2 separate regions of the Mus musculus genome follow, and region 2 is linked to region 1. The links are chromatin loops, found by intact Hi-C in ENCODE. Cell type or tissue: left cerebral cortex. All regions are shown on one strand. Each heading gives the region's core, and the rest is flanking DNA. Links, peaks and the distances in the headings are about the cores only. Region 1 holds the start of Urod (uroporphyrinogen decarboxylase). Region 2 holds the start of Lurap1 (leucine rich adaptor protein 1).

Region 1 (10,137 bases), core at 976-8,975:
CTCACCCATATCCTGAAACTCCTTATAGTCCTGAGCCCTACCTCGACACTCAACGATTCGGATCTCAATGATTGGAAGGTGGACGGTCATGTCCTCTAATACACAGACATCCCCGATCAGGGTCCTAGGAGCCAAGTATAAAGCAGTTCAGGTATTTGCTGCCACAGGCCTTCAGGAACCTCTGGGGTTCCATTCAAGCTAAGCTTGGTCCCGCCCCCGCCCCCAGGACAGCTTACTCACTCATCAATGTTCACGTCACTCAGCTTCTTCAGGTTGTCCCCTTCACCCCCATAGACTACTACCCGTTTCGGCATGAAGTTGTCATCTGTGGTATCCACTGTGAGTAGCAGCTTCCTGAGGACCCAGAGTATGTATCTGAATGAGTCTCTAGGCACCCGCAGCACATGGCTCATCCACCCTGTCATGCCCAGAGCCCACTCACTTGACAATTGTGCCTTTCTTCATGGTAAGCCGTACCCAGTGTTGGCACTGGGACCCATCACTCTCCCAGTAGGTATCTGCGTTGCTATCTGTCAGGCAGGACACATTGAACTCCTCCTAAGGTAAGGGCAGAGAGGTGCTGTCACACTGGGCATGTGTGTTGGGTCAGGGAACAGAAACAGCAGAGTTGGAGTGGGTGTGGGATAGGAAGGGTGTCTGGGGTCCTTAGAGGGGTTCCAAGGGTAGTGGGACTAAGTATGGTCTATGGGGACATGGGTTTGGCCCTAGTTTGGTGATGGGAGTTCTGGACCTAGCATTGAGGGATGTGACTGTATCTAGGCACAGGAGGAGTCCAGTACCCACCGTATAGGAAGAAACATCTATGCTCTCCACATACTGCTTCACACTACCCAGGTTCTCATCTTCTTTGCCCAGGTGGTCATATAAGAAGTGGATCAGGTCCTCGTCGCACTCATATGTCCATGTTGGGGGCACATAGCTAAATAGCCCCAAGCCCCTAATTAGGTTGGATTCAGGCCCTGCTCCCTCCTCTCCCACCCCGTTCCAGATAACTCACAGTAGCCTTTGTATAGCTTCTGTATATGCCTCTGCTGGCTGAGGCCTGGATCCCAGGCGATGTGAATAGGTCAGGTCCACTACCTGTTCCCATCTGTAGGCACAGAGTGGAGTAAATGAGGAGGGAGGTACGGGGAAACAGGACACCACCTTCAGGATCTGGAGCCTTGGAGTTCTAGCTCCAAGCCTAGAAGCCTCATCCCCCTTCAGGTCTCATCTCTGCCAGTTCTTACCCCACCTCCACCCAAATCTCTCTCTCTCACACAACCCAAGGTTTAGATTTTGGTTGTGTTTCGAAACCCTCCGCATCCGCCAGACACCAAATAGCGTCCTTTGAGTTGCAGGACCTGAGCACCGGCCGGTAGTCCACGCCAAATAGCTGCTGCTGCCGCTGCAGGTGGTCGGGAGTGTCAATAGGTACAAGGCGGGCTCCGCCCTCTGCTGGTCGACACACTAGAAGCCAGCCTTCGTCCAGACTACAGTCACTCAGGTGTTCGGCCAGCTGCTCCTGCAGGGACGAGTCAGATGGGGACAGAAATCAACTCAATTGCTCGCCCAGCCCAGCCCGGGGCAAAGAGCACGGAAAGCAATGCCAGCTCATTATGGGATAAGGGGGCGGAACAACCAGGGCTCTGGCTAGATCCAGGGGGTCTTTTGTGGGGTCCCTGCCATCCGGGGCGCACCTTGGTCAACTTCACCCAGAGCCCGTGGCCGTTGCACAGCTCCTCGCCAGTGGTGCGCACACAGGCGCCGCGCCGGAGCTCGATACTGTCACGGGCGGCGCGCAGGGGTCCAGAGCCTGTGCCCGGGGCAGCGCCCACGGCTCCCACACGCAGCCCCAGGCCCTCTGCTTCCCACACGGGCAGCAGCACGCGCGAGGGTCCCGCCGGGTCCTTGTACAGCTTGTAGAGCACTTCCCGCGGCACGAAAGCTAGCGCCGCAGGCAGTGGCAGCCCGGCCCGGAGGCTCCGCGCCGCCTCCGCCAGGAAGCGCACGCGACCCAGGAGCTGCCGCGGGGACTCAAGCGCCGCGCCGGGGCCAGGGCCGGCCATAGCGAAGCCGCTGAAGTGAGACTCGTCCAGGGAAACCCTGGCCGGCCGCAGCCAGGGGACAGCAAGCAGAGCTTCCCACCACACCCGGCCCCACCTCCCACCCTACCTTACCGTATGTTTTAGATTAAATGCACAACCTATTACCACCATAGTGTCAGGTGTTCCTATTTTGTAACCCGCCACCGAGTGCTACTATCCTTGTTCAGTCTTTATTCGACCCACTCTGATGATTTGGAGTCCTGTCTTTGTCTCCCCGTCCCCAACGAATATTACATTTGAAGAAATCTTTTTGTTGTTATTGTGTTGTTTTGTTTCTCTGTGTAGTCCTGGCTGTCCTGGAACTCACTACAGTCTGTAGATCAGGTTAGCCTCAAACTCAAAGATCCTCGCACCTCTACCATCCGACTGCTGGGATTGAAAGCGTGAGCCACCACACCAGGCTTGAGAAATCTTATAAAAATTGTTCAACTATCCTAGGGGGCGTGTGACTAAAATGTTTGGTAGAATGACCCCTTTTCCAGTCACTGATAGGAATGTACAATCGTTCTGGATAGATGCTATTTGTTGTTTCTAATTCCAGGAGACTAATAATCGTTGCCCACTTAAATGCGATTTTGGCTTCCTAGACGATTGCTAGAGCAGTTCCTGTCCTGCTCAGCACTCTTACCACTTCTACAAATTGGTTAGTAGTGTAAATGTAGAGCCTAAAATCTTCGGTTTCTATACAGCTAGACGACATTGTGAGACTCATGGACTGGAGTGAGAGCGAGGCTTGTACTAAGTCTTCTATACCACAGATGAGAAAAGTTTTAACATGTATTGGGAAGTCATTTCTTTGGGGCATTTGCTACTGCGTCGCAACAGTGGACTTTACGGTAAAAAATTGTTTGGGTCCTACGGGCAGCAGGGAGGGCAGCCCCACAGCTGTCACTGGATCGGTCACGTGGTTCTCAATATGGCGCCGCCCAGGGTTCTCTTCAGGAAGGGGCGGGGACTGGGGTGTCGGGGCGGAGCCTCAGATTAAAGCGGAGACCGCTCAGTTACTGTTTACCATGGAGGCGAACGGGTTCGGGTGAGTTTTCTGCTGCACGCGCTTGTGGCTACGTTACTTTCTGATCCGAGTCTTCCAATTCAGGGATATGTCCTTAAACTCTTATTTTTATTGGAGCTCTCCAAGTCTGAACCCAAGTCGCTGAGATTCCAAATCTTGCAGTCATGGAACAGAACCTTTCCCGCTCCCTGCCCCCCCCTCTTCCCGCAGTCTCCATTCCAGGGACTACCGTGCGGGACTGCGTCCCGAGACTTTCTTTCGAGGTGACTCAGAACTTCTAACTAGCACCTGGGACCATCAGCTTTGATCCTTTCTCGTTTTGGGGATCCCAGCTTCTCATGCTTGCCGCTCGGTTCCCCAAATTAACTCCTTTCCCCTAATCCCCTTACTGGATCTTCATTCCACTTCTCTAGTCCCTCCAGTTTCTTTGAGTTTGGGAAAGTGGACAAATGTGTAGGAAAGAGGCCCTAGTGGGGCCCTCCTCCTGGGAGCTTGTGCGCCACTTGATAGAGGGGAGGCGGTGGGCGGGGAGCCATGGTTTGCAAGCTGGTCTGGAGTAGGCAGATAACGGCCTGACTGGACCGGTGCCCTCCCCGAATCCCAGTCTAGCATAATGACATTTACTCCTACCTGTACCTTTCACCTGATCTCCAGACTCCAGAATTTCCCGGAGCTGAAGAATGACACGTTCCTGAGAGCAGCCTGGGGAGAGGAAACAGACTATACTCCCGTTTGGTGCATGAGACAGGCAGGCCGCTACTTACCAGGTCAGGGGCAAAGCTGTGGTCTAGATAAAACCTGAAATTCTAGATGGTGAAGATAGGAGAAGATAGTAACTTTGGAAGACCTTGTGGCTGAGTCCTGTCCTCCATCTCCCCTTGTAGAGTTTAGGGAAACCAGGGCTGCCCAGGACTTCTTCAGCACCTGCCGATCTCCCGAGGCTTGCTGTGAACTGACTCTACAGGTGAGGGCCCCACGAACCAGGGTGGGGTTCATGCCCCCAGTGTGTCTCCTTACTAACCTACTTGCTATTCCCTGCAGCCACTACGAAGGTTTCCTCTGGATGCTGCCATAATTTTCTCTGACATCCTTGTTGTACCCCAGGTACTCAATCCTGATCCTGGATTGTGGACTTTAAAAAAAGAGGGGAGAGGGAGGAAGGCACTCATTGGAAATCCTCTGTCTTGTCAGGTTTAAATACATAACGGGGAAGCGGCAAACGCTAGGGATGGAGTTTGCAGGAGGTTTTAGTCTTTTCTTTGTTGCATACGTTGAACAGAAACCTCTGAGTTCCAGGCTGTGTACCCATATATTTTATCCCCCTTAAGGCATTGGGCATGGAGGTGACCATGGTACCTGGCAAAGGACCCAGCTTTCCAGAGCCATTAAGAGAAGAGCGGGACTTAGAGCGTCTACGGGATCCAGCAGCAGCGGCTTCAGAGTTAGGCTATGTGTTCCAAGCCATCACCCTTACTCGACAACGGCTGGCCGGACGTGTGCCACTAATTGGCTTTGCTGGTGCTCCGGTAATGCGGCCAGGGGTGTGGATGGGAGCATGGAGAGGTCAGGCTCCTAGGTCTGGAATAGACAAGGGATCCTGTGTCTGCCGTCCTCATCTTTTTGTAGTGGACCCTAATGACATACATGGTTGAAGGCGGCAGTTCAAGCACCATGGCTCAGGCCAAACGATGGCTCTACCAAAGGCCACAGGCCAGTCACAAGCTGCTTGGCATACTCACTGATGTTCTGGTCCCATACCTAATAGGACAAGTGGCTGCTGGTGCTCAGGTGAGTCTTTAGGGACAAATAGGTAAATGGTTTCCCAAACTGGAGAAAGCAGGGATGTTACTTTTCCTCCAATGATCTGGTTAGAGTATCTAAGTGGTTTTCAACCTTCCTAATACTGTGACCCTTTAATACAGTTCCTCATGGTGTGGTGACCCCCAACTATAAAATGATTTTGTTGCTAATTCATAGCTGTACTTTTCCTACTGTTGTAAATTGTAATGTAAATATCTGGTATACAGGAGATCTGATATGCGACCCCTGAGAGAGGGTCATTCCACCCAGAAGGGGTTGTGACCCACAGGTTGAGAACCATGTAGATTCTTAGCCCTTCCTGAGACTGTCAGCAGGGCTTTAAGGTCTGAGGGTCTGGAGAAGGTAAAACTTTATTGTTATTATTATTTTTGATTCACCTGTTTCTGCCTCCCCAGTGCTCGGGTTAAAATCATGTGCACCACTGCCTGCCCCTCTCTCTTTCTTTCTCTCTCTTTTCTTTTTTCTCTTTTCTCTTTTCTTTTCTTTTTTCTTTTCTTTCTGTGTATCCTTGGTTGTCCTGAAACTCAATCTGTAGACTAGGCTGGCCTCAAACTCACAAACTCACAGGTCCCCCTACCTCTGCTTCCCAAGTGCTGGGATTAAAGGTGTGCACAACCGCTGCTGGTTTCTATTTTTTCTTTTAAGGCAAAACTTGTTGTGCCTCAGGGAATGTGTCAGGGTTTAAAGTCACCTGAGGAGAATTAAGATATCATGTGTCTATGGAGCCTGAGGTACTTCCTCTTTGTGTGTTTTTCTTGTCACCTGTTTATAGGCATTGCAGCTCTTTGAGTCCCACGCAGGACATCTTGGCACCGAGCTCTTCAGCAAGTTTGCACTGCCCTACATTCGTGATGTGGCCAAGCGAGTGAAGGCTGGGTTGCAGAAGGCAGGCCTGGCACCAGTGCCCATGGTGAGGACTGGGACAGGTGGAGTGAAGGTTGCAGCACTCAGCCTGCATAAACTGAAATCACCACTGGAGGGCAGCAAAAGTGCACCCGAGAAAGGCTTAGCATCAGCGATCTGCTCTTTCTCTCCAGATCATCTTTGCTAAGGATGGACATTTTGCCCTGGAAGAGCTGGCCCAGGCTGGCTATGAGGTAGTTGGACTTGACTGGACAGTGGCTCCAAAGAAAGCCCGGTGAGTGACAGAGGAGTGGGCAGGAGAGGCTGAGGTGGAGGAGGTAAAATCCCCAAATAATGCAGCGAGACTGTGGCAATGGCTCTGCTTCCAGGGAACGTGTCGGGAAGGCAGTGACCCTGCAGGGGAACCTGGATCCCTGTGCCTTGTATGCATCTGAGGTAATAATTGGGTCCAACATAAGTGTACAAAGTTTTCTCTGTGTACTGTGCAATAGTTGGGAATCACATGTGTATGGTTTATTGTACCTGTCTCTCCTTTCCTCAGTTCTGTACACACAATGTAAACTCTAAGAAAGCAGGACATTTTTACAATTTAAATTTTATTTTTGTGGCTGTCCATTTGTCTGTCCCACCCACGGACACTCCTTGAAGCTAAGGACCCAACCCAGAACCTTGTGCTTGCTTGCTGGGCAGGCTTTCTACCACTGAGTTAAGTTCCTAACCCTGCCTCCCTGTTTTGAGACAGAGTCTCATGTAGCCCAGGTTAGCCTCAACCTCACTGTATTGCTGAGGTTGGCCAGGAACTTGAGGTTCCTGCCTCTCTCCCCTAAAGTGCTAGGATTATGGATATACCCCATCACACCCAGCTCTCATTTGTATTTTTTGGAAATATTTATTTTTTATTATTGTGTGTTGGGTCTGTATCTATGGTGCATATGAGGAGGTCTAGGACAACTTTGTGGAGTCAGTTTTCTTCTTCTACCTTTGTACGGGTCCTAGTGATTGAACGGAGGTCATCAGAGGTTGCATAGCAAGCACCTGACCTGCTGAGTCACCTCACAGGCTCCCCACTTCTATTTTCTTAATGTTTGGGACATATGAGGAGTCTGATACGTTGTTAATGACAGTCACACTGTGTAGAAGCACTCCTGTGCATGTGTGTGGAGGGAGGATGCAGCTTTGCTGGCCTCTCCTGTAGACAGTACCCTCTTGGTTCTCTAGGAAGAGATCGGTCGGCTGGTGCAGCAAATGCTGGATGACTTTGGGCCTCAACGCTACATTGCCAACCTAGGGCATGGGCTTTACCCTGACATGGACCCAGAACGTGTAGGAGCCTTTGTGGATGCTGTACACAAACATTCACGCCTGCTTCGACAGAATTGAGTACATGCCTTTCTGCTCAAGTGCCACCAACAGAGATTGTTTCCAGGAGAATAAAACTTCCAGAGTTGGAGTCTAGCATGTTCTTTTGTAAAGGCTTATGTCCTGATCCTCAGTTCTTTCTGAAGCCCCCTCCTTTCCTGCCCAGCCCCCCCCCGTTTCTCTCTCTCTCTCTCTCTCTCTCTCTCTCTCTCTCTCTCTCTCTCACACACACACACACACACACACACACACACACACACACACACACACACACACACGACCTCAAACTCACAAAGATCCACCTACCTGCCTCTCAAGTGCTGGAATTAAAGGCGGTACCAGCAGCCCGGCTCCTTTGTTCCTTTTGTTATGCTTCCTCTGCATAGTCTCCCCCAGTCTGGGGCTCAGGTATCAGGGAAGACGTGAGCACACACTACAGCATTAACACCAGGCTCACACTACCGATATGCTAACAGCCATGCGAGCTCAGGAGTGACATGATAATAGGTACAGCTTTCCAGGTAGTTGGAGCTATGGCATTTATAGACAAGGGTCAGGGTCCCTGTAACACAGGGCTGTGTGTCTCTGAAGGAAGGAGAAGCAGCTCAAAAGGGGGCACAGAAGATGCTAAAACACTTCAGAGTTCAGGAGGGAAAGAGGAGCTAAAGGAAACAGGAACTAAGGAGACTTCAGTTTTGATGCCGTCGTATGGGAGGGCAGAAACATACAGAGCTTAGTTGCTTAAGATCGTAGCCTTAGGCAAAAAGGTCTCTGAAGCCAAAGGGTCCTCTGGCCTTTAAGTTCACTGTGCACCATCTTCTGAGAATACCCACTGGTGTTCTCAGACTCTTGTGCCCTGATCACCGTGTGGTATTAGGAGAGTACTGTTTCCTAGGTCAGAGTCTCGGGGTGCCTTAGAGCTATGGGCATGGGTGTGATGTGAGGAATCTTCCAACTGGTCATTACATCTCTGTTTAGGCCCAACCAGCTCCCTGTCCCATCAAAGGAGAGAAGGGCCTCATTTACTGAGAGAACACAATTTCTGCTTTTAGAAAAATCATTTCTGTGAGCCATGATTTATTCATAGAAAAGCACTGAGTTCACATACTTGCTAAAAAAGGGCAATCATGATACAGAAATGGGAGTGGCTTCTCCTTTTTTTGCCAACCCATTGGGCTGAGACAGTGTAGGGGCCCTTGGCTGGACAGTAACACATTTATTAGTAGCCACGAACAGCGAATACAACTTACTGGTCAGCTTGGAATAAAAAAGATGACAAGTAGGTTTCAAAGAGAAAAATAAAGTCAGTCAGACAGAAAGGTCCTCAGTTCATTCTCTAACTACACCACCCCTTCCCTATCAAACCCCACCCAACTCAGGAACTAAGACAAAACAGTAAACACCGAAGACACCTGTATCCAACTGAGTCTTCTGAATGCCCTTGCTACCTCCTATAATTCCAGGCTAAGCATAGGGGTCATGAAGTAGTACAAACGTGATACACTGTGGAGGTCAGCATGGGCTAAGATGGGGCTTATCCGCTAGAACTAGAAACTAGGAAGGGCAAGGCTAAAGGAATACCAGCCTCAGCCTCCGAGTGAGCTACCAATGAGATTATGATGAGAGTAGGCAGAGGAAGTTTGAGGTAGAGAGTTGGAGGAAGAAAACACGTTTGTGTAAAAAAAGAACTATGGAGCAAAAGTGGCCAGTCTTAAGAGCAGAGGGACACGTGCTTAGAAACGTGTTTGCTGAGAGAAGGTAAACAGAGGAGGCACAGGATGCATAACAGTGCTCAGCTAGCAAGAGACTAAGGGACGGATGGGCAAGAGAGAGTTGGCGGAAGGCACACTCATGCAGAGCCTCAAGTGTGAAGACACTGACAGACTACACGTAGAGACCACTCGCATAAAGACACATCATGGTCAGCAGGCATACCTTCAGAGACAAACATGTTTACACATAGGTACCCGTGTGAGCCTAGATACACACATACACTAAACATGAAGACATGAGTACACTTAACACTTAGGTATGTGTTATCACTCACAAATGAAACCCAGTCTAACACATGTCACACAATTAACAGAACTGACACAGGCATGCACACGTGTATCTTTGTACACAGACACATGTTCATACACACATACACACTGGAGATGAGAGCAGATTCTCTAACATAAAGGTGACCAGAGCAGATGTATCTTGTAAGCTCAGCGGCTTCCTGGACCTTCGTCTTCTCCCTGCACTTGTTATTCAGGTGTTCATCAGGCTCCTGGAGTGTGTGAGGCAGAGGCCGGAGCTTCTGTGTTCACAACGTTGTGAGACAAATATCTAAGCCACTCTTGACCTCTGCCCCTCAATGACCATTAGGCTAGGTGTCCTATCTTCAGGCCACAGTTTCTGACATATAAGACTTGGATTTTAACTGTCCATTTTTCTCCCTGCCGCCCCCACTTATCCACTGCCAACAGCATATACTCTGTACGGGAAACCTGAGAAATGGTTGTGAGTCTCCTCAGAAAACAAGCCTATTCTCCCACCCACAGCTACTTTAAGTGCCCGTCAAATCAGAGTCGGAATTATAAATAGTTACAGCTTTACAATGCTTGACGACACATATACTATAGTATTTACAGTACCATAAATGCTTCTGTTTTCTCTGGTTAAGCAATCCCTGAGACGGAACAGTGTTCTGTGTTTGCCAAGGGAGTGGGGCCAATGGCCAGGACACGCAGGATATAGGGGCGTGAGGTGACATGTTGTGGGGGGGCTTCTGACCGGTCTGCAGGGTCCAGCTCCTCAGGAACTGTAGAGCTGGAGTGAGAAGCTTGCCAAGGCAGGAATACTGGCGAATGTCAGACTCTTCCCATCCTTAGGTCTGTGGTACTGAGTCCTCTCAGGGTAGACAGATGTTTCAGAGTCCTTGTCCTGACCTGGAAGCTCAGGCTGCCCTAGCAGCAAGTGATCCACTTT
Region 2 (10,137 bases), core at 1,423-9,422, 850 kb after region 1:
TGTGCTGTTGCACTTTTGTGCTGTTGCACTTTTGTGCTGTTGCACTTTTGTGCTGTTGCACTTTTGTGCTGTTGCAGGCACTTTTGTGCTGTTGCTGTTGCACTTTTGTGCTGTTGCAGGCACTTTTGTGCTGTTGCTATTGCACTTTTGTGCTGTTGCAGGCACTTTTGTGCTGTTGCACTTTTGTGCTGTTGCAGGCACTTTTGTGCTGTTGCTGTTGCACTTTTGTGCTGTTGCTGTTGCACTTTCGTGCTGTTGCACTTTCGTGCTGTTGCACTTTCGTGCTGTTGCACTTTTGTGCTGTTGCTGTTGCACTTTTGGTTTTGGTTTTGAGTTAATCTCCTTGATTCAGAGTTTTTCCTCTGCTTCTCCATTCTTCCTTGCTCCTTGAAAAGTCCAGAGTATCCCAGCACTTGGGAGGCAGAGGCAGGTGGATTTCTGAGTTTGAGGCCAGCCTGGTCAACAGAGTGAGTTCCAGGATAGCCAGGGTTATAAAGAGAAACCCTGTCTTGAAACAAAAACAAAAACAAACAAACAAAAAAACAAAAGAAAGGAAGGAAGAAAGAAAGAGAGAGAGAGAGAGAGAGAGAGAGAGAGAGAGAGAGAGAGAGAGAAAGAAAGGAAAGTCCAGAGTAAGGCTAGATGGTGGTAGTACACACCTTTAATCTTAGCACTTGGGAGGCAGAGGCAGGCAGATCTCTTACTTGGAAGTTAGCATGGTCTACAGAGTGAGTTCCAGGACAACCAGATCTACACAGAGAAACCCTCTCTCAAAAAAAGAAAAAAACAAAAAAACAAAAATCCAGGGCAATTTTTCACAAAGGCAAATATTTTGCTAATCCCTGGCTAAAAACTTAGTTACTAACTTTCTCAGGGGGGCTTTGATTGGAATGTAAAGTGAATAAATAAATTAATTAATGGGATAAAAACCACAGTTACTTTTCAGTTGCTCTGACAAAACACCAGGACCAAGGCAACTTATAAGGAAAAGTATTTAAAATTGAGGTTCATGGGTTTCAGAGGGTTAGAATGCATGACCACCACAGGGGTTGGGGATGGCATTAGGTGGGCAGGCAGGCATTGTGCTGGACTGTTAGCTGAGAACTCAAATCTCATCTCCATCCACAAGCACAAAGCAGAGAGAACTAACCCGGAATGGCTTGGGCATTTTGAAATCTCAAGGCCAACCCCCAATGACACATTTCCTCCAACAAGGCCACACCTCTTAGTCCTTCCCAAACAGTTCCATTGACTGAGACCCAAGCATTCAAATATGTGAGCCTATGGAGACCATTCTCATTTAAACCACCACACACCATGGGTCAAGTAATGAAAAGGAGAGCTAAGGTATGATGGAGCACACTTGTGACCTCAACACTTGGAATAGGCAGGATCAGAAGTGCTAGGCTGGGCTGGTGAGATGGCTCAGAAGTTAAGAGCACTTACTGCCCTTCTGAAGGTCTTGAGTTCAAATCCTAGCAACCATCTGGTGGCTCACAACCACCTGTAATGAGATCTGATGCTCTCTTCTGATGTGTCTGAAGACAGCTACAGTGTACTTAGATATAATAATAAATAAATCTTTAAAAAAAAAGGGGGGGGGCTGGTGAGATGGCTCAGTGGGTAAGAGCACCCGACTGCTCTTCTGAAGGTCCAGAGTTCAAATCCCAGCAACCACATGGTGGCTCACAACCGTCCGTAACAAGATCTGACTCCCTCTTCTGGTGTGTCTGAAGACAGCTACAGTGTACTTATATATAATAATAAATAAATCTTTAAAAAAAAAAAAAGCTCTAGGCCATACTCAGCTACACAACTGAGGCCAACCTGGGCTATATGAAACTGTGTCTCGGAGGAAAACAAAGTGCATGTATTTAAGCCTGAGTCTGTGGCACAAACAGGTAATCCCAGCACTAGGGAGGCAGATGGGCCTCTTAAGTCGAGGCCATCAACAGACTCAAAAGAAAAATCACCCATATAGTTCTAGGAAGTCAGTATGTAATATTTAAATTTAGAAGGAATGGTAGAAAATTGTTTAAAATTATGAATGGTTGGATTGGAAAGATGGCTTAGCAGATAAGAGCTCACATTGCTCAAATAGAACCTGAGGTCAGTTCCCAAGAGCTATATCAGATGGTTCACAATTGCTAGTAATTCCAATTCTAGGAGATCTGAAACCCACTTCCGACCTCTGGGGGGACTTGTGCTTACATATATATCCCCCACAGAGACACACAGATACATAGATACACATGTAGTAAATAAATAAATAAAAATCTAGAATTATGAGTAGCTAAACACACACACACACACACACACACACACACACACACACACAAACTAACAAACAAAAAAACCCACAAAACAAACTGAAAGTGGTTTTTGGGAAGTAGGCCCAGAGCTTTGAAAGAATAGAGGGAAGAGATTTTTTTTTTTCATTGTACATCTTTTTGTAACAGTGGGTTGGAAATACTTGGATTAAAATCCCAAACAGAACAAAACAATCTTTTTTCTTGGCCCTTTTTTGTTGTTGTTGTTGTTTTGTTGTTGTTTTTTTTTCAAGACAGGGTTTCTCTGTATAGCCCTGGCTGTCCTGGAACTCACTCTGTAGACCAGGCTGGCCTCAAACTCAGAAATCCGCCTGCCTCTGCCTCCCAAGTGCTGGGATTAAAGGCGTGCCACCATGCCCGGCTCTTTCTTGGCCCTTCTTTACCTGTAGAATTAAGTCCAAACAGCTTAGAAACATAACCGTGTCACTTAGTGTGGTTCTCAGAACTGTAGCATGGCTATCCCCCTATAGCTTCTTAGAAATGCAGACTCAGGCTGATGAGATAGCTCAGCGGTTAAGAGCACCATCAGCTCTTCCAAAGGTCCCGAGTTCAAATCCCAGCAACCACATGGTGGCTCACAACCATCCGTAACAAAAATCTGATGCCCTCCCTCTTCTGGAGTGTCTGAAGACAGCTACAGCATACACACATATAATAAATAAATAAATCTTTAAAAAAAATGCAGACTCTCAGGTCTGGGGCTGGGGCTGGGGCTGGGGCTGGGGCTAGAGATGGCTCAGCAGGTAAGAGCACATACGACTCTTAGAGAGGACCCGAGTTCAGTCCTAGCACCCATGTTACATAGTTCACAACTCTAAGTCCAGCTTCTAGGGATCTGTTGCCCTTCTGTGGCCTCTAGACACCTGTACTCATGTGTACATATCCCTACATGAACATACTTTTAAAATACTTGTAATTAAGATAGAAAATTATCTTTAAAATTAATCTTTAAAAAAGATTTTAATTCCTGGTAAGGCAGTGGCAGGTGGATTTCTGTGAGTTCAAAGCCGGTCCACTCTACATAGCAAGTTCTAGGCTATGGACCACACAGTGAGACCCTCTCTGTAAAAAAAGAAAAGCCAGACTGTGGTGGCACCTGCCTTTAACCCCAGTAGAGGCAGGAGGATCTCTTAGTTCCAGGACAGCCTGGTCTACAGTGGGTTCTAGGGCTACACAGAAAAACCCTATCTTGGTAAAACAAAACAAAAGCCAATGCAGGACCTCAGGCTCTAACTTGCCAGGGTTTTCAGAGTACCCATATTTACAGTCAGTCTTAGGAAGCACCTCTTTTGTTAGCCCATGTAAGATGAACATCAAGATTTGTGGATTCCTTCAATTTTAATAATGGTTGTTTCTCACTGGCCAGGGGGATTGCCCTTCTATTACTCTTTCAGCTGATTTCTAGATGCTGGGAGGTGTCTGTGAACTGAGTGGCTGTATTCTAGCCCCTGTAACAGGCACAGCTCCTGAGCAGAAAGCCTTCCAAAACCTCTGCAGCCGTGTTACCTCGATTGGGGCTACTTTTCATCCAGAAAATATTTATTAGCTTCCTGCTGCGTGTCTAGTTGGTGCCAACACAGGGAGAAGGCACTGAGCTTTCTTTGAGGTCTTCAGTTCCAAATCCAGGATCACCTAGTCGAACGCCTCCAGGGCTAGAAGTTGTGTGCATACCACTCGGTACCTCGCTCCCCCAACTGCGCGGCTTTTCTGAGCGTTACGGCGCCCTCCTCCTGTTCCCCCACCCCACCCCCCGCGCGGGGCGGGCGGGGATCCACGGGTTTCGCTCCGCGTTCGTAGCAGAGAAGGGAGGACCCTTGGGAACCGGACCCTGGTCGCCCAGTCCTGTTCTGGCTTGGGCCCACATGGAGGGGACCGCGGAGTCCCAGACGCCGGACTTGCGAGACGTGGAGGGCAAGGTGGGCAGGAAGATCCCTGAAGGACTGCTCCGCGGGCTTCGAGGCGAGTGCGAGCTGGGAACCTCTGGGGACGTGCTGCTCCCGGGGGCGCCCAGCACCGGCCACGGCCTAGGGGACAAGATCATGGCGCTGAGGATGGAGCTGGTGAGTGTGGGTGCTACAGGCCACGGGGAACGGGATATTTGTAGGGGCAGGGGCAGGTTCCCGGAGTTGGGCTGGAGAAGAGGGTCCTTCCAAGATCAATCCATACATCCTGGGTTGAAAGCAGAGTGAAGTGACGTCTCATTATTTGTCTCCCAAGGGTGAATGAAGGGTTGATAGGTCCTGAGAACTGAGAGTAGGAGGCACATCTCTTGGAAGTTTTCCCTGCCCAATAATCGGAAGGAGAGAGGCGAGGGCTAAGTAGCACACAAAAAAAACTTAGTACAGCGCAAATTCTTCCCATCGGCATCCGGGGCCACCAATTTCTTCAGACTCCACTATAAGGCAACCGTTTTCTGCCCCCTTCTCTGGCAAACAGGGGAAGAGGTTTTGTTCTTAAGGCCCTAGGGTGTTCGTGTCAGGATTCAGAAAAAAAAAAAAAAAGAGCTTTGGTGAGGTAATACCTGCTGGAAACTGCCTGCACTGGTGGGGCACACTAAAAACCTGTCCTTTTCCTAAGCATCCCACCATCACGGTATTAGACGTTCGAAGACCTTAATAGAGGCACAGTAGCACCACAGTACGAGTTGGTCCTTCACCTGGGGCTCAGTCTCAGACAGAGTCTCAGGGTCTCTGTACCTTCTTGCAGAAAGGGGGAGGAAACAGCCACACCTCCCCACCCCCTTCTCTGGTAGCTGTTGGTCTGGTTTCTGAGCCAAATGGGCAGCCGGGTCCCAGCGGTCTCTCCTGGGGCCCTGGTTCCGGTGAAAGAGATGAATTACACCTGCCACCACTTTGCAGCCAGTTCTGGAGAACTGAGGAACTGCCAGCTACTCACTGGCTCTGAACCAGAAGCCCACACTGGCTTAACAAGTCTTCCTGGGGCCCCACTGTGTGCACAACCTGTGGCAAGCAGATCTGGAAGGGTGGAAGGAAGGACATGGGACCTTGAAGGCAGGTCCAGGGCTTTCATTCTATGGTAAGAGAGGCTAAGAGAACCTTCGGAGCTGAGTGGTCAGAGAGGATCGCTGAGGGCAGGATCTGAATGCCAAGTGTGCATTTGGCTTTGAAGGTTGTATCTGAGTGCCAGATTCTGCTGAGCAGGGCTGTGGCTGTATTCTCCTCTTAAAGAGGTCTGGTTTGTCTCTTTGTACAAATTGCTCAAGGCATAGAGAGAGTTTACCTAGTTTGTCCTTTGAAAACTAAGGTGTTTTGTTTTGTTTTATTTTTGAGATGTGGGCTTACTGTGTAGCTCAGGCTGGCCCCAAACTCATATTCCTCTTATCTCAGGCTCTTGAGTGCTGGAATTATGGGCATGTGCTACCATTCCCTGCTGGAAATTAAATTATACTTAGAATATAAGCCATGTGTTAACATCCAGGATGGTACAAGGTGTTTTTCTTTTTAAAGAACTTTAAGAAACTTTATGTGTAGGAGTATTTTGCTGGTGTGTGTATGTGTGTATCACATGCATACCTGTTGCCCATGGATGTCAGAAAGAGCATCCAATCAATTGGAACTGGAGTTATGGATGGTTGTAAGGTACTATGTGGGTGCTGGGAACCTAACCTGGGTGCTCTGTGAGAACAAGTGCTCTTGACTGCTGAGCCACCTCTCCCCAGCCATTCTTCTCGGAGGTCCTGAGATTGAACCCTCTCACACGCTAGGAGAGCGCTCTACAATCCAGCTGTACCACGGCTGCTATGTGATGTCTCCTCCATGCTTGGCTTGATACATGGTATTTCACAGATGAAAGAATGAGGTAAGAAGAGGTTAAGCAGTTGCCCAAGGTCACTCAGGAAAGTCAAGTCAGGATTGGAGCCCAGATCATCTGGCCACATTCATCATGAAGACATGCTTTGTGCCAGATACTTTAGGCACACTTTGTGTCATTGAAATGAGAAAAGTTTCAAACGCCCATGGGCTTGCTTCTCATACAGGGAATCCGGAGGCCAGCCTGACCTCTGACTCTCATTCTTTATAAACTTTGAGGGAGTACATTTAACTTCTAATTTCGTCTTTTAACTTTTGGCCCATCGAGCCTGGGGTCTAGGTTTCCCATGAACAGTGTACCAGTAGAGGAGGAAGATCTCCAGTCAGGCTCCTTTCTCCCTCAGGCCAGGAAAGCATTGATTTCTTCTTGTACTCTGCTCTACCCTCTGGTTTACTGAAGCACAAGGGTAGGGCAGGAGGTTTGAGGCCAGTAAGGCAGAGCTGACCCAAGCCCTCTGATATGCCCCTCGCCCTGCTCTCCTTGTGTAGGAGCAGACACTTGCCCTTCAGGCTAAGGTCAACCCTGCTGTTGGCTTCCTACTCTTGCTTTGTTTCCCTAGTCTGTAAAGAGCCAGATTCTGAGATGTGTGGGAATGGCAAACAATGGCAATCTCTCAGTCCACCCAAAGAGCTGTTGCTATGAGAAGCCACCCCCACAGAGCAGTTTGTGAGAATGTATTAGGCAAAGAATGGAGGAAAGACATGGGTTCAAATCTTCTCTCTGCTTCTGATGTGTTTGCTGTCTTAAGGAGGGCCCTGTCTCCTCCTTGTCTTTAGGGCTTTTTACCCTTTGGTGGAGGAAATAGGGGATAACTGTAGAACTAGACACCTGTTAAGAGCTTTTATTTTACTGACAATGTTTAATGCCAGCAGTCAGTTACCATGGCTCTACAAATTGGTCTTCCGGCTTTTAACCTGAGGCCCGATTTGGGTTGAACACAGAGGGAGCCCTGCTCTGAACACCTGGGCTGGGCAGAGTCTCATCTACTTAAGGGGAAGAGAAGGAGCCTCCAGGGAAAAGCATTAGGTGGCCTCTATTTATCTTCTGCTCTGTTTCCAAAGAGATGGCATGAAATGAGTGTTTCTTTTTCTATCGAGAAAGCCTTCTGCTTCTATTCTGGGAGATGATGCTGTCACAGTCAGGGAATCCCACTGTTGCAGGATTAAAGAATCTGGTGCTCAGAGTGGTTTCCTAAGCAACACAGTACAACTCAGCCTCTTGAGTCTTGGGGACCAACAGAGAGATCAGATAAATGAAGGGGAGTGAATCACAAAATTGAACTACAGCTATTCTATGCAACCTTAGGCAGAGAACCTCAAATGAATTGGGCAGGGATTGCTCTCAGGGTTAGGGAAGGAAGAGACTGACTGAGGCTTGTACAGGAAGAGAAATGCTGTTGGGGGCTGGGGATGCTCCGATGTTGAGTGCTTGCCTTTCTGAAAGCCCTGAGTTGAATCCTCAGCACTACATAAAACTGGGTGTGGCACGGCATGCCTGTAATCCCAGCACTCTGGAGGTTAGGCAGCAGAATCAGAAGTTCAAGGAAAAATGCTGGAATGAGGGCCTGCCTCCCAGAAGAGCTGACCCGGAGGAGTGACGTGGTGTCAGGTGTTTGCCACCTAGAACTGGAGGAGGGTACATCCTTCGGTTGGAATGTTTCTCTCCACTGTCTAGTCAAGGCTAGCCTAACCAGTCTTAGCTCACGTCTTCCATCTAGGTTTGGGCTATGGCCCTCCGGGTGGGTACAATTCTCTGGAGCAGTTGTTTACCATTTGTCACATGGAATTTGAAAGTTATATTTTCTGTTTGTTTTGCCTGTTTATGTATGTGTGGACCATTAATATGACTGGGGTCTGCAGAGGTCATAAGAGGGCTTCATTTCTCCTGGGACTGGAGTTAAGGATTGTTATGAGACACTATGTGGGGGCGCTGGGAACTGAACTCGGTCTTCAAAAACAGCAAGTGAAGTCAGACATTGCATTGTGGCATACACTTTTAATCATATGGGAGGCAAAGGCAGGTGCCCTTACCTGCTAAGTCACCTTGCTGGCCCTCTAAGTCCTTTTAAAAAATATCTTCTATTTTGAAATAGTTGTCTAGAATGACCTTGAATTTGCAATCTTGCCTCTACCTCTTCAGTAGCTGGGATTACAAACTATGCCACCAGGCCCATTTCTATATGAGTTGGTTGATTTTGTTTGAAACTGAAACTAAATATAAATTTAAAAGCAATAATGTACCAGGTGTACTGGTGTGCTCCTTTAATCCCAGGACTCGGAGAAGACAAGGGCAAACAGAGCTCTGTGAGTTTGAGGCTACCTAGGCATACAGAGTGAGCTCCAGGCCAGCCAGGGGGACACAGTGAGACCTATCTCAAAAACAACAACAAAGGTAGCAGGATCTTGGTTCGCAGTGAGGTGACTCAAGCTAGAGATGGACAAGGGCCCCAGTGTGACAGGCTTGGGAATGCAGCTGCGGATGCGGGTAGACTTCGTTCTCAGAGCACGGCAAAGCACAGGAGCAGCTTCAGACTCGTGCTTGAGGAGGTTAGCCTGGGGCACTTGCATGCGGAGGGGTCCTGGAGATTACGCTGTGAGCATTACTCTTCCTTCCAGGAGACTAAATGGAGACCACTGGCCCCAAATCCCAAGTATTGGGATTCTGACCCTGAGCTTTGCCTGGTTACCCAGTCTTCAGGCAATCAAGCTAGCACTCACTTGACTCCTCAGCTCCTACCTCCTTTTGGCCCAGACTGCTTCCCAGATAACACCTTAGGAGCTATCCTTTGGTTTCTAAGTCCTATGGGTGAGTCTGGGTTGGTCTAATAGTTTACCTCGAATAGAAGGTGTGAAGCCCAGTGTCTTAGTGTCCTATTGCTGTGAAGAGACAGCATGGCCACAGCAATTCTTCCAAGGGAAAACATTTATTTGGATCAGCTTAGAGTTGAGAGGTTTGAAACATGGTGGCATGAAGGCAGGCATGGGGCTAGAGAACTCCACATCTTGATCCTCAGGCTGGAGAAGGAAGGAGACTGAGAAACACTGAGTATAACTTGAGGAGACCTCAAAGCTCACCCACTACTAACACACTTTCTCCAACAAGGCCACCCTCCTTATAGTGCCACTCTCTACGGGCCAAGCATTTAAACATATGAGTGTGTGGGGGGGCATTCCTCTTCAAACTACCACACCCAGTCAGAATGGATTTTGGATTTGTGTGTATGTGTCCATGTGCTGTATCTGCATGTACACCTACATGCTAGAAGAGGACATCAGAACTCATTACAGATGGTTGTGAGCCATCATGTGGTTGCTGGGAATTGAACTCAGTACTTCAGGAAGAGTAGTCGGTGCTCTTAATCACTGAGCCATCTCTCCAGCCCCCTAGTTCAGTTTTTTAAAAGCAACCAAAATTCTCAGGGCAGGAACCAAACTCCAGTTCTCATGAGAAGCACCAGCACTTAACTGTTGAGCCATCTCTTAAGCCCCTGGCCTCAAACTCTTGATTCCCACCTCAGCCTGTTTGCTTGTTTGATTTTTGAGACAGTGTGTTACTATGTAGTCATAGCTAACCTGTAACTCACTTTGTAGACTAGGCTGGCCTTGATCTTCCTGCCTCTGCCTCTCAAGTGTTTCCTCAGTTTCTTAAGTGCTAAAGTTATATGCATGAACCATATTTTTTTTAAATCTTGTTTTATTTTATTATTTTATTTCATTAATTTTAAAACAGGGTTTCATGAAGCTCCGGCTGGTCTTGAACTGCCAACATAGCTGAGAATGGCCTTGAACTTCTGATCCTCTTCCTTCCACCTCCAGAGTGCCTGGATTACAAGTGTGCATCACCACCTTAGTTTATCCAGTGCTAGGGACAGAATCCAGGGCCTAGTGCATGCTAGGCAAGTGTTCCTCCCACTGAGCTACATCCAACCCCCCTAGCCTCATATTTTAATATTTAACACCTACAAAGCCTCCCCTGT

The links. A loop is a pair of places that touch in the nucleus more often than their neighbours do. Peaks named below come from ENCODE experiments on the same cell type or tissue, not always from the same donor. Only the 100,000 strongest peaks of a DNase experiment are listed, where the experiment ranks them.
Region 2: a loop joins it to region 1, with 5 times the contacts of the local background. A loop is called at or near these places in 4 of 42 quality-filtered maps.

The regions. Positions count from the first base shown.
Region 1 is chr4:116,987,335-116,997,471 of GRCm38, reverse strand. Zswim5 (zinc finger SWIM-type containing 5) reads right to left here. Exons shown (of 14, transcript NM_001029912.2): 14 at 8,367-10,137. It overlaps Urod (uroporphyrinogen decarboxylase), which reads left to right and starts at 3,059. Exons shown (of 10, transcript NM_009478.4): 1 at 3,059-3,141; 2 at 3,775-3,887; 3 at 4,005-4,084; 4 at 4,162-4,224; 5 at 4,449-4,646; 6 at 4,747-4,908; 7 at 5,714-5,851; 8 at 5,979-6,079; 9 at 6,174-6,240; 10 at 7,024-7,507. The coding sequence starts at 3,122. The coding sequence ends at 7,185. Hectd3 (HECT domain E3 ubiquitin protein ligase 3) reads right to left here and starts at 2,138. Exons shown (of 21, transcript NM_175244.4): 1 at 1,701-2,138; 2 at 1,365-1,525; 3 at 1,019-1,111; 4 at 805-940; 5 at 443-558; 6 at 241-354; 7 at 42-124. The coding sequence starts at 2,069. In left cerebral cortex, for the core only: CTCF peaks have their summits at 1,452 (motif pointing left) and 5,912 (motif pointing right); DNase peaks (open chromatin) are centred at 2,128, 3,025, 3,602, 5,912 and 1 more place; H3K4me3 peaks cover 2,796 bases; H3K27ac peaks cover 925 bases.
Region 2 is chr4:116,138,550-116,148,686 of GRCm38, reverse strand. Lurap1 (leucine rich adaptor protein 1) reads left to right here and starts at 4,071. Exons shown (of 2, transcript NM_026547.1): 1 at 4,071-4,390. The coding sequence starts at 4,193. 2510003B16Rik (RIKEN cDNA 2510003B16 gene) reads right to left here. Exons shown (of 3, transcript NR_131048.1): 3 at 9,846-9,981. In left cerebral cortex, for the core only: a CTCF peak has its summit at 5,181; DNase peaks (open chromatin) are centred at 5,223, 5,390, 6,812, 7,285 and 1 more place; H3K4me3 peaks cover 2,232 bases; H3K27ac peaks cover 2,573 bases.